Regions from separate parts of the Homo sapiens genome. Here region 1 is linked to region 2. The links are chromatin contacts, found by Hi-C or POLR2A ChIA-PET in ENCODE. All regions are on one chromosome and are shown on one strand. The core of a region is the stretch at or near the end of the contact, and the rest is flanking DNA. Distances in the headings are between cores, read along the strand shown. Region 1 overlaps PRKCE (protein kinase C epsilon). Region 2 overlaps PRKCE (protein kinase C epsilon).

Region 1 (6,770 bases), core at 47-2,546, 62 kb before region 2:
CTGTCCCTTCAAACTCCCCTCACTCCCTGCCTCCCCATAGCACCCCAAGCAATTGTCTAAAATTCTACTCAGGGCTGTTCATTCCTTTGGGTTAAAGCAGAGGGCATATCAGAGTCATCTGGAGCACTTGGAAAAATACAGATTTCAGAGCACCACAAGAGACTCACAAATCAGAATCGCCAGGATTGAAAAACTAGGCAAATGGCTGGGTGCGGTGGCTCACGCCTATAATCCCAGCACTTTGGGAGGCCAAGGCAGGTGGATCACTTGAGGCCAGGAGTTTGAGATCAGCCTGGGCAACATGGTGAAACCCTGTCTCTATTCAAAATACAAAAATTAGCCAGGCATGGTGGTGCACACCTGTGGTCCCAGCTATCTAGGAGGCTGAGGAAGGAGAATCGCTTGAGCTCTGGAGACGGAGGTTGCAGTGAGCCGGAGACGGCACCACTGCACTCCAGCCTGGGTGACACAGCGAGACTCTGTCTCCAAAAGAAAGAAAGGAAGGAAGTAAGGAGGAAAGAAAGAAAGAAAAAGAAAGGAAGGAAGGAAGGAAGGAAGGAAGAAAGAAAGAAAGAAGGAAAGAAAAAGAAAGAAAGAAAGAAAGAAAGAAAAGAAAGAAAGAAAAAGAAAGAAAGAAAGAAAGAAAGAAAGAAAGAAAGAAAGAAAGAAAGAAAGAAAGAAAGAAAGAAAGAAAGAAAAGAAAAGAAAGAGAGAAAGACCAGGCAACTGGGTTTTTAAAGTTACTTTATGTGATTCTGATGTGTGGCCAGAATTCGGAGAAAAACATTGCCTTCTCTAGGAAATTTTTTGGAAAACAATACCTACACACACTCTACTTGATAGTCCTAATAACATCCACTACCATTGATTGAGAGCTTCCTGGCTTCCTGTGCCTGAGCTACGAATATTACGCATATTGTATCTATTATGTCTCATGACAAACAACAGGGTTGGTGTTATTATTCCCATTTGACAAGGACACTAAGCTCAGAAACATCAAGCAAGAAAGACAAAGTTACTCAGCTTGTGGTGGTCCAGGATTTGAACCCAGTACTCTCTGCCTTTCTCCCATACATCATTTTTATTAGATGCATTATCTGGAAAAAAAAAAAAAAAACACACAACGGCCAAATCTACAATCTACTTAGCTCCCGGGAGGCAGGCTCCTTCCTGTACACTCAGGTCTGTTCGCCCTTCACCAGGCCTGGGGATGAGGTCATGCTGGTGCTTGGGCCATCTCTGACCAGGCCAGTTTCCTATTTCTAGGGCCCAAGAGCCAACAGAACATCTGTAGGAACCAGAGCCGGAATCAAGCTCTCTGTGGAGTCTGCTAATGTGGATGTGTTGGCTCAAAGTATCTGGACTAAACACAGTCTTAAAAACCTCCTGCTTAGGGCAAGGTTTTGAAAGAAGCAGTCGGGGGAAAAGATACCCACGCCCACAATACGGATGTGAGGAATAAGTAAATGTACACAGATGTGGCCAGGCAGGGCGGGATCTGAAAGATAAACCAGAGTTGGCTCAGTGGGAAGGGATGAGCTAACTTCCTACATCAGCTCCCCCTGGTTCCTTTCTCCGGAGCAACTTCAAAGGCAAAAAAGCATCAAGTCTACTCTCGAAAGCTCCTGGGCCTCTCTCGGTGAGGGGTGGGAAATAGCTGGAGAGAAAGACTTCCATCAGGTGGCTCCTGGCTATTTTTCTTCAACTTTATTGAGGTATAATTGACAAAAAGTGTTTACATTCAAGGTGTACACCGCGATGTTTTGATATAAGTGCACATTGTGAAGTAATTACCACAATCAAGCTAATTATCATATTCACCTCACCTACTTTTTTGTATGGTGAGTATAGTTAAGATCCACCCTCTTGGCAAATTTCAAGAATACAACACATTATTATTAACTGCAGTCATTATGCTGTACATTAGGTTTCCAGAACTTATTCATCTTATAATTGAAAGTTTGTGCCCTTTGACCAACATCTCCCCATTACCCTCACTCCCCACCCAGCCCCTGGCAACCACCATTCTATTCTGAGTCTGACTTGTTTTGATTCCACATATAAATGAGATCATGCAATATTTATTTTTCTATGACTGGCTTATTTCATTTAGCCTAATATCCTCAGGGTTCAGCCATGTTGTTGCAAATGGCAGGATTTGCTTCTGCTTTAAGGCTGAATAATATTCCATTTTTAAAATCCTTCCATCTGTCAACAGACACTTAGGTTGTTTCCATATCTTGGCTACTGTAAATAATGCTGCAGTGAACACGAAAGTGCAGATTTCTCTTTGAGACAGTGATTTTATTTCCTTTGGATACACACCCAGAAGTGCGATTGCTGGATCATAAGGTCATTCTCTGATTTTTAAAGGAACCTCCATACTGTCTTTCATAATGGTTGTACCAACTTACATTATCACCAACAATGTAAAGGGATTCCTTTTTCTCCACATCCTCACCAACATGTTATCTCCACATCCTCACCAACATGCAGTATTATCTTTTTGATAATACTGATTCTTACAGGTGTGAGGTGATAGCTCATTGTGGCTTTGATTTGCATTTCTCTGATGATTAGTGATGTGGAACACCCTTTCATATACCTGTTGGTATATGTCTGTCTTCTTTGGAAAAATGTACATTCAAGACTTTTGCCTAGTTTTTTTTTTTTTCTTTTTAGAGATAGGTTCTCTGTCACCCAGGCTGGAGTACAGTGGCATGATCATAGCTCATCGCAGCCTTGAAATCCTGGGCTCAAGCAATCCTCCTGCCTCAGCCTCCCAAGTAGCTGGAATTATAGGTGCAAGCCACCTTTTGCACAGGTTTTAATCCAGTTGTGTGGTGTTTTTTTTTCTATTGAGTTATGTAAGTTCCTTATATATTTTGGATAGTTACCCTTATTGGATATATGGTTTGCAAATATTTTCTCCCATTCTGTGGGTTTCCTTTTCGTTTTGTTGATTGTTTTCTTTGCCGTGCAGAAGCTTTTTAGTTTGACATAGTCCCACTTGTTATTTTTGCTTTTGTTGCCTGTGCTTTTCGTGTGATATCCGAGAAATTCCCAAGAATGAGATGGAGAGCACCTGGAAGCAAGAACACAGAAAGCCCACACTCTAACCACAGCCTGCCTTCCTACATCCCTTGCAGCATAGGACACACAGTCAAGTGCCCTCAGGCTGACCAGGTAACAAGCATTACAGGGGACTTCCGCCCTCTTTAAAGGAGAGACCCTGGGTAACCCATGGCCTTCTGGTAGCTCTCCACATGCCCACTGAGAGGACTGTGCTGGAACAGAGAAGACCTGTTGAGCTTCTCTGGTCACCCAGTGGTCATGCTGGCAGCTTTCCTGGGTAATCCAGCACAGGCTGTACTAGCCTTGCACCACCCCTTGAACCTTCCCTTCCAAGACCACAGCCCGCAGCCTGTCAGCAGTACCTTACAGCCTGGGCACAGGCCCAAAACTTGCACATGCCCAAAACGTGCACATGCCCATCTGCCAGGCTGAGCCGGCAAAGGCTCCAATCTGATTGGTAGAAACTGGCTGAGGACCGTGTCAGACGTGGAGAACAGACCTCGTTCCACCAGAGCATTGCTGGTTTCTCCCAGAAGAACCTTGGCTCTCTGTCTGCCAGGCCCCATTCTGGTGCTACTGGCCCCAGGAAGATTCTGATATTTGTCCCCAGTCGGCCCAAGACCCTGTCTTACTGCCTACAACTGACAGGGTGTTTTATGCAACTTTAAGGCCAGAAAGTGTCAGATCTGGGTGTGCTGGAAGCAAACTATAAACAACCATGAGGAAAAGATTCTCAGAAACTTTGTTACAGCTGTTCAATTGGATATTCCAGCTCATCAAAAATATCCCCTCATTGCTGAACATACAAAGGTCCACCCTGGCTCCAGATCTTACCTACAGCCTAAGACTGCTTCCATAATTACAGACTCCTTTACAGGCACCGATAGAAGCAATCACATTTGGGATCCCCGAAGCCAGCATTCAAATGTATCAATTCCACTAAGGAAATTTCCGCATTTAATTTTAGCAACTGGTGAGCAACCTTTTTAATTTTTTCACAAAAAGATCATTTCAGAAAAAATAAAAGTGTTTGCATCTTATATAGAGAGATTTTTTCATCAGATGTTTTATATCAGAAAATGTAATATCTACAATGGAAAGTATTTATTACCTCCATGTCAGTAAAGACTTTCACTGAGCAGAAGGCTACTAAAACTTCACAAACCACTCTGTAATCTGCATGTTATACAGTATCTCCTTGTAATACTGCACTTTCAAACAACTGTGGTCTGAGATGAACCCAGGTAGAATCAGAATGAGGCAGGGAGAGACTGAAACATTTGGGAGTGTAGTGTTCGAAGTGAATAACCAGACATGAATGAAAAAGGAAAATGCTCAGATTGTAATGAGATGAGCTAGAAGTAACTAGGGAGGAGTTTGAGAGAATGGGGAATACAAAAACTGGAATGGAAAAGACTGAAAAGTCAGGCCCCTGGGGAGATTCCTGGAGCTGAGGATGCTCTGTTTGAGGAGGGCTTGCAATGGGCAGGGGGAAGGGTGCGTCCAAGTGGGGCCTAAAGAACGTGTCAGGTGGTTGGGGAGGGAGAGGAGTGAGGGGGAAAGAGCATAAAGGAGAAACAATGCTGAACCCTGAATGCCAGACTTTTCCTCTCCCCTTCCAGCCTATCAACTGGCTAGGAAGGATCATTCTTGCTACAGAATTGGAGTGGAGATAATGATGCTTCCTCCTGAATATTGCCCTAAGCCCTCTGCCTCCATCCCAGATTCCCACATTCCCTAGGGACTCCTGACTAAGCCCAAGGAAGGAGAGTTAGGGGCACAGCTTCACTGCTCCAGTCAGATAGTGGCAGCAGCATAAGGGCCACTGGTTTACTCAGTTCAGGGACAACTTGTTCATTTTCCAGTGAATAAGTCCTTTTTTTTTTTTTGAGATGGGGTCTCATGTTGCCCAGGCTGGTCTTAAACTCCTGGGCTCAAGTGATCCCCCAGCCTCAGCCTCCCAGGTAGTTGGGGCTATAGGCACAAGCCACCATGCCTGGCTGACAGCCAATTATTCTTGAATGAATCTAACACTTTGTGGTTTCTTGTTCTTGATATTAGATTATGGTGTATCTCAAAGCTACTTAGTTCATCACAGCTACAGTATTGATGCTCATTAAGATGCAAATCCCATTGTCAAACAGGCCTAAAGAGGATTTAAGGTTTTTTGTTGTTTTTATTCAAGTATAATTTACATACTGTGAAATTTTCCCTTTTTAGTGTAGAGTTCTGTGGATTTTGACAAATATATACAGTCTTGTAACCACCACCACCATCAAGATCTAAACAGTTCATGCCTCAAAAAATTCCCTGGGCCCCTTTGTACTCAATCTTGTACCCCCACCCCACTCCTGGCAGCCATTGATCTATTTCCTAACCCTAGAATTTTGTCTTCTCCAGAGAGCCACATACATGAGATAATACAGTATATAGCCTTTTCAGTCTGGCTTCTTTCACTGAACATAATTTTTTTTATATAAACGTCAGGTTTTTAAAAAGGAAGGGAGGAAACAGAATTTTAAGAGACTGGACATTAGATGAGTCTTCAGAATTAGCTGAGTCCTCTGCAGGCTGTAAAAGGGTACAGAAAAAGGAAAGTTGAAACCCCAAATATACAATCTGTTCCCTTTGCGACTGAGTCAACAGCTGCCCCTAAACTCAAAAAAGGGCTCACACAGGGACACTCTTGGTCACAAGACAGGCACTTCAGTCTTCTGTGTGATCTTAGAAAAGTCACTTAGCTTTTCCAAGGCTCATAATTTTCTCCTCTGTCCAATGATGTCCAGACCCAGCCACAGCAGTGGACCAAAGACGGGCCTTCCCAGTGACTTCTGCTAAAGCTACCAGGAGAGATACCCTCTCGTATCATTCTGTAGGTTCCTAAAATATTAATAGTTGAATTTAAGCCTGGAGAGGCTGGTGGCCATTTGTGCCACCACTTGGGAAGATCTTGTCTGAGAATACAGCCAGCCAGAAGACAGCAGCCTGGAGGGACAATGACAGCAATATGATGACTTCATATGAGCACTGTCATCCCACTTTGCTTCCATCTATCCTTGGACTGGTACATGAACCAACACTGCCCCTTAATTTGCTTAATAAAAATAATGCATGAACTACCTATTACTTTGAAGTGTGGTGAAGATCACGAAATAACAGCTGTGATTGAGCCGTGTAAAAACTACATAGCTGTTGGATATTAAAATTCATCTATTTCAGTCTCTAGAAACATGCTTTCCAATCCTGTACTTTTAAGAGCTGTCATATCTTAATGCCCAATAACTGTAAGGTTAAAAGCAAAACACTTAGGCCATATATGACAATCAAACATCTCAGAGTTATTCACACCTTAGGCCCTCATAGAAACTCACACTGATCCTTCCCAAGATGCTCAAATTCAGTACAATTCAGCCAATACTGAGAACAACGTACAAGGCTAAGATCTGTGGTTATATAAAGAATGACAAGATATAATCTCCATCATAAAGGCAATCCAAAAGAAAGAGAAAACACGTCTGGTTGCAAAAATCAGAAAAAGACCCTTGAAGACAGGTTATCTGAAAACAGTGGGATTTCAAACAGTGGAGGAGAGGAGGAAGGGCATTTCGGGGAAGGCAAGGCATGAGCAAAGGCAGAGAGGAAGGAAATACACAGCTTAAGAAGAAAACAGCAAATCAGCTCTTCTGGCTGAAGTG
Region 2 (6,971 bases), core at 1,158-3,657:
AGATTCAAAATACAAATTTCCTGAAAAAGGGAATCCACTGCCTTATATTCACACTGGGTTCTAAATGGCCAACTTCAGAAGCTCCTGGGAGCAGGTTTCAATGAGGTAGAGAGACACCATCACCTCTCTGAATGCACAGGGGAAGAATAAAGAGACCTCCCCCTTGACTTGACAAGTTTTCCCACCTCTGGCATAATTTCTCACTCCCTCCTACCAGCAAACACCAAGTCAGCTGTGGTCTGAAGTTGTTTATGGTGTTCAGTGGCAAGGCAGTTTGAAACTTCCAGCTAATAAGTCCCTGGGTTGATGGTGAACTTAGCTTCCCACATTATTTCTGTCCCCCACCACAAGAAATGATTGAGAATTGGCTGCAAACTTAGCTGCCTATCAATGGATAATATATATCTAGCCAAGGGATGGAGAAACAGGAACATCTACCACCAAAGGCAGACACTGGATTCCAGTGGAGTATAGCTGGGAGGACGGAGCACACAAGACTGCCTGGGACCGTTTATCTTGTTATATTTTATCTTTTGTCATCAGTATACAGTTCCAGCTCTAATGACTTGTTCAAGGTAAGAAGATGTCTTCTGAACTTGCCATAAATACTGCTCCCGCAAAGCATTTCCCCCCAGCTCCCATGCAGCAGTCAGACTTCATTCCATCCTATCTCTCATTCTTTCCAACTAGAAGCAAAGGTACTTGAGAGCAAAATCCTTCAGCATCCTCTCCCTGCTGTCCTAAGCCCACAGTTGGGTCTAGAACTACTTGGCACCTTACTCCTCGGGGTATTACTTTTCTTATCTCATTTCCTCACTATTTCTGAGAAGGGCAAGACCTGCCAAGGAGACTGGGCCTGAAAATAGTTCTGCTCCTATGACGATTCCAAAGAAAGATGTCTCACATTTCCTAATGCCACTTGGCTGACTGCTTGAGGGGAAAAAATTGTCACAGTCTATGGGGGTGCTAATTAGCATCAATTAAAACTCAGCTAGCCTGCCCTGGCACTGAATTACCTGCAGGACTTGCTCAGTCCTTGTGAAAATCAAAGGGAAATCCAGAGACAAAGAGATTCTGCGGTGATAGGAATATCAACTTACTTTCCCCACTGAACATTTCAACCAACGCTTGGCTAGCCAGTATCCTTTCATTCAGGAAGTAAAATCTCTGCTGGATTTGTCAAGAGGATAAAATGCTCAAAGTTACTAAGGCCATTACAAACTATTCCCCCATTAAAAATAAATAAAAGACGTACAATATTCTTTTTTCGTAAAGAGAACTGAGGTGACTTTACAACTACATACACATAGCCTTCAATAAACAGGCTTTATTTCTTGCCTACTATATGCCAGGAACACCTCAATTTACCGTGGCAGAAAACTAGAATCTTGGCTGGGCGTGGCGGCTCACACCTATAATCTCAACACCTTGGGAGGCTGAGGTGGGTGAATCACCTGAGGTCAGGAGTTGAAACATGATGAAACCCCGTTTCTACTAAAAATACCAAAAATAGCCAGGCATGGTGGCACATGCCTGTAATCCCAGCTACTTGTGAGGCTGAGGCAGGAGAATTGCTTGAATCCAGGAGGTGGAGGTTACAGTGAGTGGAGATCGCGCCATTGCACTCCAGCCTGGGCAACAAGAGTGAAACTCCATCTCAAAAAGAAAATTAGCCAGGCAAGGTGATGTGTGCCTGTAATCCCAGTTACTTGGGAGGCTGAGGCCCAAGAGTCACTTGAACCCAGGAGGCAGAGGTTGGAGTCAGCCAAGATCGTGCCACTGCACTCCAGCCTGGTCAACAGAGCAAGATTCTGTCTCAAAAAAAATAAATAAATAAAAAATAAAACTAGAATCTCAAAGTTATCTGGGAACCAAACTACCCCCTTACCACCAGTGTGTTATTTCAAAAGTTCCTACCTCGTACTCTCAGACAGGCACCCTCTGTAAAATCGGTGCTCATCAAACATCATTTTGAAAAAGAAAATGAGTAAGAAATCATGTTATCTGTAAAAAATGAGTTAGAAATCATGTTATCTGAAAAAAAGAATAAGAAATCATATTATGAAGTTCAAACTTATCAAATTCTACACTTTAAATATGGGCAGTTTGTATGTCAGAGATGTCTCAGTAAAGCTGTTTGTAAAAAATTTAATAAGTTCATTTATGATTGTTTGGATAAACAACACTTATATTTTAATAAGCTTAAACACTACCATTTCATAATTAAAATAAAAACCAAGTTTACTGCCCATAAAGAGCACTGGTGAAGAATTTGAATGGCGAGGAGAACCCTGAGTCTGCACCACTGGGGCGGTGTGGCTGGGGAGGAGAAACAAATGCATGCAAAGGTTACTAATAACCCAAGACAGGATGTAATAAGTGCCAAATGAGTGACTCAGACAATACATGTCACAGGAGTAGTGACTGCTGACCATGCACTTAGTGAGCACCAAGCCAGGCTGCTGCTTTAATACAGGGCATGCATGCCTCTCACAGTCCTTGGGGTTTGGATTCCCACAGGCATTGTCTATTTGTGTCCACGCATGGGGAATGGCAGTTGCATTACCAAGAAATAGCCCCAGCTCTGGTCTCTCTGATCTCATCCACAGGCCCAGGTAGAGATAATCAGCAGAGCCAGATGAATTTCAGGAATATAATTTCAGATGAAACAGCTCAAGGAGTCAAGTGGGACATTAATCACAGGTGGAAGCACCAAAACCAAAACAATTTTGGCTGGCCTGTACTTAGGTGCATCATAAACGCCTACCTGGGTACTCTGACAACTTTTTCATGACTCAGTTTACAAATAGATATAATGGGACCATTTTCCAAATGGTGATTTTAAAATCACCTGGTTAAAATTTAGGATAACTACATTGCCCTAGACACTCAATCACAATTACTTCCCACCAGGAGGCTTATTATATTAAGAAAATGCTATGCCTTTTTTTTTTTTTTTTTTTTTTTTTTTTTTGAGACAGAGTCTTGCTCTGTCTCCCAGGCTGGAGTGCAGTGGGGTGATCTCGGCTCACTGCAACCTCTGCCTCCTGGGTTCAAGCGCTTCTCCTGCCTCAGCCTCCCGAGTGACTGGGATTACAGGTGCATGCTACCACACCCAGCTAATTTTTGTATTTTTAGTAGAGACGGGGTTTTAGCATCTTGGCCAGGCTGGTCTTGAACTCCTTATCTCATGATCCACCCACCTCGGCCTCCCAAAGTGCTGGGATTACAGGCGTGCGCCACCGCACTCAGCCCAAAAATGCTATGTCTTTAAATGACATGTATAGATTATAATACATAAGTTACTAGAGTTTTAAATCTCTAACCTCTAACACAGGGTCTGGTGGCCTGGAACACAGTAGGTAGTCAATAAACGTTGAATGAAGAGCAAATATCCTGTATAAGAACTTCAGGGTACCTAAGACAACTCTCTAATTGTTTTACATGTGTTCATCTGGTTTTTGTTAAAAGCATGTTGAGACAAACCATATGTTCTTATTTATCTTCACAAGTTGAAAGGTATAGGCTATTGGAAAGACTCTACAATAGGTGCATTTGTTAAAAAGGCTTTTCTGCTCTCTTAAAGACCATTTAACAGCAAGACATCTTGGCCATATATGTATGTATATATCTGAGAGTCTGTGAGTTTTAGCCTACTGGCAGAAGTCGGCTGGCCTTTATCAAGCCTGTTTTTATCTTACTTTCCCCGTTTGGTTCACCATGTCGCAAGCATGTAAACAGTCCAACTTTAAAGTTTAACCCTGGGCACCATAAAACTAACAGTTAAAGAAACAAGTTTGCGCCTAAAAGGCCAAAATAAGCATCCCCACCACAGGTTAGCGAATATTTAGGTTATCAGAAGTGTAATTCTCTTTTTCCATTCTCACACCCTGCAGAGGGGAAAGAAGGGGGCACACAGAGCGGTTGTATGCTTATTCCATCCAATCAGCACTAACAAACTAACATCTCCTAACTTGGCAAGAACCAGTCTTGCTGCTAGACCTCCTAAGATTGCTGGTGTCCACCACTGAAATCCAACAAAGTTATTAACCTCTGGAGGTTTAGAACACCAATATCAAACCATCATGTCATTATTTGTCTAATGACATCTATTGTTTCTAGAATAGCTAGCCCTGGTCTGTGAATGGTAGCCTCAAATCTGTACCCTCACTCTTTATCCCAATAAACCTGTTCATCTCTGAATGTTTCTCTTTACCTCTCTTGTTTAATAGTTATCATCTCCCTCAAATGCTCTACTAATACAGAAATGTGCTAAATCTCTTCCCAGATCTAACATCATGAAATAAAATTATGGAGACAGGGCAGAGCCTAGGTTTAGAAGAGAGACTTCTCATGCCCTTTGCTCTACAAGGACTTCACCTTCATGTTGCATGGTCCTTTGGGCAGGCCCGGAAGAGCCAAGCTGAACCAGTCCTCTCTACCCTAGCTGGAGGGAACACAGAAGAAGGAAGGCAAAGTGCCTACAGAGGTCAATCAACACCACTACAGCAGGGCCCCACATACACCCGCAGACTACAGGCTCCCTGTTCTTGGTGGACATCAGCTCCCCATATCCCCTCTTCTTGTAAGTGTTCCACATGCACCCACTCTGTGCATTATCCCGATCCACCCCATCATTCAAGTTCTACTGCTACTGAAAAGGCTTCATAACTATTACAACCTGTACACCCATGAGCTTGACCTCCTTAGATCCACAGTACTTCCTGTCCATATTGTCTACTTGGCACTTATTATAAACAGACTTAGATTTTAATATATATGGACTTTATTTTCCCTGTTAGATTGCAAACTGAGGGCAGAATTATTTTCTTTAGCCCAGTATCACCTTTCACAGAGTATATATGCTATAAAAATTTGTGAATTGATGTGGAATAAAGTGAAGTAAGACACATTGCTTTCTCCAGTATAGCTCTTAGAGGGAATAATCTCAATCTTAGTGGAAATAATTAGGCTTCCAATACTGTGTATTCTTTTGAGTATATGTGTGCCTGTAGTTTCGTGTTTACAGCAAAGTACTATGCATGGAAGTCCTGGGGCAGATTCTATTGCAGCCACACTGCCATTCTGCTGCTTGCATATTTATGAAAAATTATCCTTTCAGGATGAAATTTTCCATGACTGGCTTCGGATCCAAAAGAAGGGTGTTTCTCTCTCTTTTCTATTCTTTTGGAAAATTTGAACAATATCCAGTCAGCCATGTAGAAGTTGGGCATTAGTGAAAAAAACAATGACATGTTTTGTCTTTCAAAATCAATGTAAGCCTTTCTTTTGCGTGACCAATTAAAAAACAACTAACTTCAAAATGAGAAACCTTCCACTCGTCTAGGCCTCAACAAGGATGAACCTGAGTGATAGTAGAAGTTAATGGAATGGAAACAGAACACAAACAAAATGAGTATGTATCTCTTCATTATACTTGCTTTAAGTTTCACAAATTCCCAAAGTTGTGTGCCTCTTCCCATGACTTCTAAAATTGAAAAATGTAATGTATTTATGAAATCAGAGTCCATCGAGGCTGAGCTAAAGCTCAGAGAAATGAAAAAAAAAAATCCAGATAATTACATGATAAACTTCTGGACAGTAAATAATTTATTTATCTTGAAAGAAAGGTTCCCTCCAAATTTTTCTCAAAATAGAGTCGTTTGCCTTCTAACCTCTTATCTATAAAATGTCCTCACATGATATTAGTTTTAATACACTAAATCAGGCGTGCACGTTCATTCTATGCCCTTACAACTGAAAAAAAGTTCGGAAATGACTGGTTACCTTAACCAGCAAAAGCATTTTTAGTTTGCCAACAGCAGTTGCAAGACAATTGCAATCTGCAGAAGACAACATTGGAGAAATTTTTTAAACCTGATCCCTCACTAATGTTACCAAAATTATATATCACAACCAGTAACAAATGCCAAAATAAAATTTAAATTCTTAACTTTGGTTTCTTTGATTCTTTTAATTAAATAAAAGACATTGTAAGAATAGTTTACATTATATAAAAACAGCATCATACATCCTGAATGCATTTGAAATGGGTAGAACATTAAAGGTTTAAAAAAGAAAACCCAAAATTTCAACATGCAATATGTATTCACATATGCACACAACCAGCTCTCAAGAAACCAAAAAGAAATTGGTGAGAAAGGCAGAGAAACCAAGTAAGTATAAATTCCCATGTGACCACAAAGTTTTCCCCCTGGCTCGGTGTAGAACCACCAACTTCTTCGATTGGGTTCTAAAAGGTTCCTCAGCTCCATGTAAAATCAAGTTGATATTTACATCACAGTGGCAGACAAAAGGGCAGGGAAAGCTACTGATATGCTCCTACCGGTTCCCACTACCCCTTCAGAACTTCCGTGGTGTCCTGGCCTTTCCATCGTCTTTTTCACTGCCCATCTGAAGCGGTTGTGTCTCTGAAACAGAATTTTCCACAACGATCTAAAGCAATTGCCTTTTAAGCCAGAGCCCACCCAGCAAATAACACCCGACCACAAGCCAGAGTATCTTTACCAGGCTAAATACCTAAAGCAGTTTCCTAATGTTCTAATCCATGTCTAGTCCATCCCACAGGGTGATACAATTTGAATCTGATCAGGTTATTTCTCTGCTTAAAAAACCTTCACTGCTTTGGGAGGCCGAGGCGGGTGGATCATGAGGTCAGGAGATCGAGACCATCCTGGCTAACAAGGTGAAACCCCGTCTCTACTAAAAATACAAAAAATTAGCCGGGCGCGGTGGCGGGCGCCTGTAGTCCCAGCTACTCGGGAGGCTGAGGCAGGAGAATGGCGGGAACCCGGGAAGCGGAGCTTGCAGTGAGCTGAGATTGCGCCACTGCAGTCCGCAGTCCGGCCTGGGCGACAGAGCGAGACTCCGTCTCAAAAAAAAAAAAAAACAACAACAACAAAAAAAAAAACAAAAAAAAAACCTTCACTGGCTCCTCCATAACCCTCAGA

Evidence for each region. A loop is a pair of places that touch in the nucleus more often than their neighbours do. ChIA-PET counts read pairs that join two places held with the same protein, here RNA polymerase II (POLR2A). Pooled maps may share reads with other maps.
Region 1: a map of Caki2 shows a loop between it and region 2 (4-fold over the local background). The contact joins two enhancer-like sites. A Hi-C loop is called at or near these places in 2 of 168 maps with a recorded cell type or tissue (B cell and Caki2) and 2 of 50 pooled maps. POLR2A ChIA-PET finds 5 or more read pairs at or near these places in 3 of 52 experiments (OCI-LY7, PC-9 and activated B cell).

Annotation. Positions count from the first base shown.
Region 1 is chr2:45,738,342-45,745,111 of GRCh38, reverse strand. The region is part of intron 1 of PRKCE (protein kinase C epsilon); the gene reads right to left. Among named protein-coding and RNA genes, the nearest start is that of PRKCE-AS1, 66 kb to the right of the region's middle. Within about 2 kb of position 1,296, at least 12 of the 41 ENCODE cell types and tissues checked have a DNase peak (open chromatin) inside an H3K27ac peak, as active enhancers do.
Region 2 is chr2:45,677,292-45,684,262 of GRCh38, reverse strand. The region is part of intron 1 of PRKCE (protein kinase C epsilon); the gene reads right to left. Among named protein-coding and RNA genes, the nearest start is that of PRKCE-AS1, 5.3 kb to the right of the region's middle. Within about 2 kb of position 2,407, at least 6 of the 41 ENCODE cell types and tissues checked have a DNase peak (open chromatin) inside an H3K27ac peak, as active enhancers do.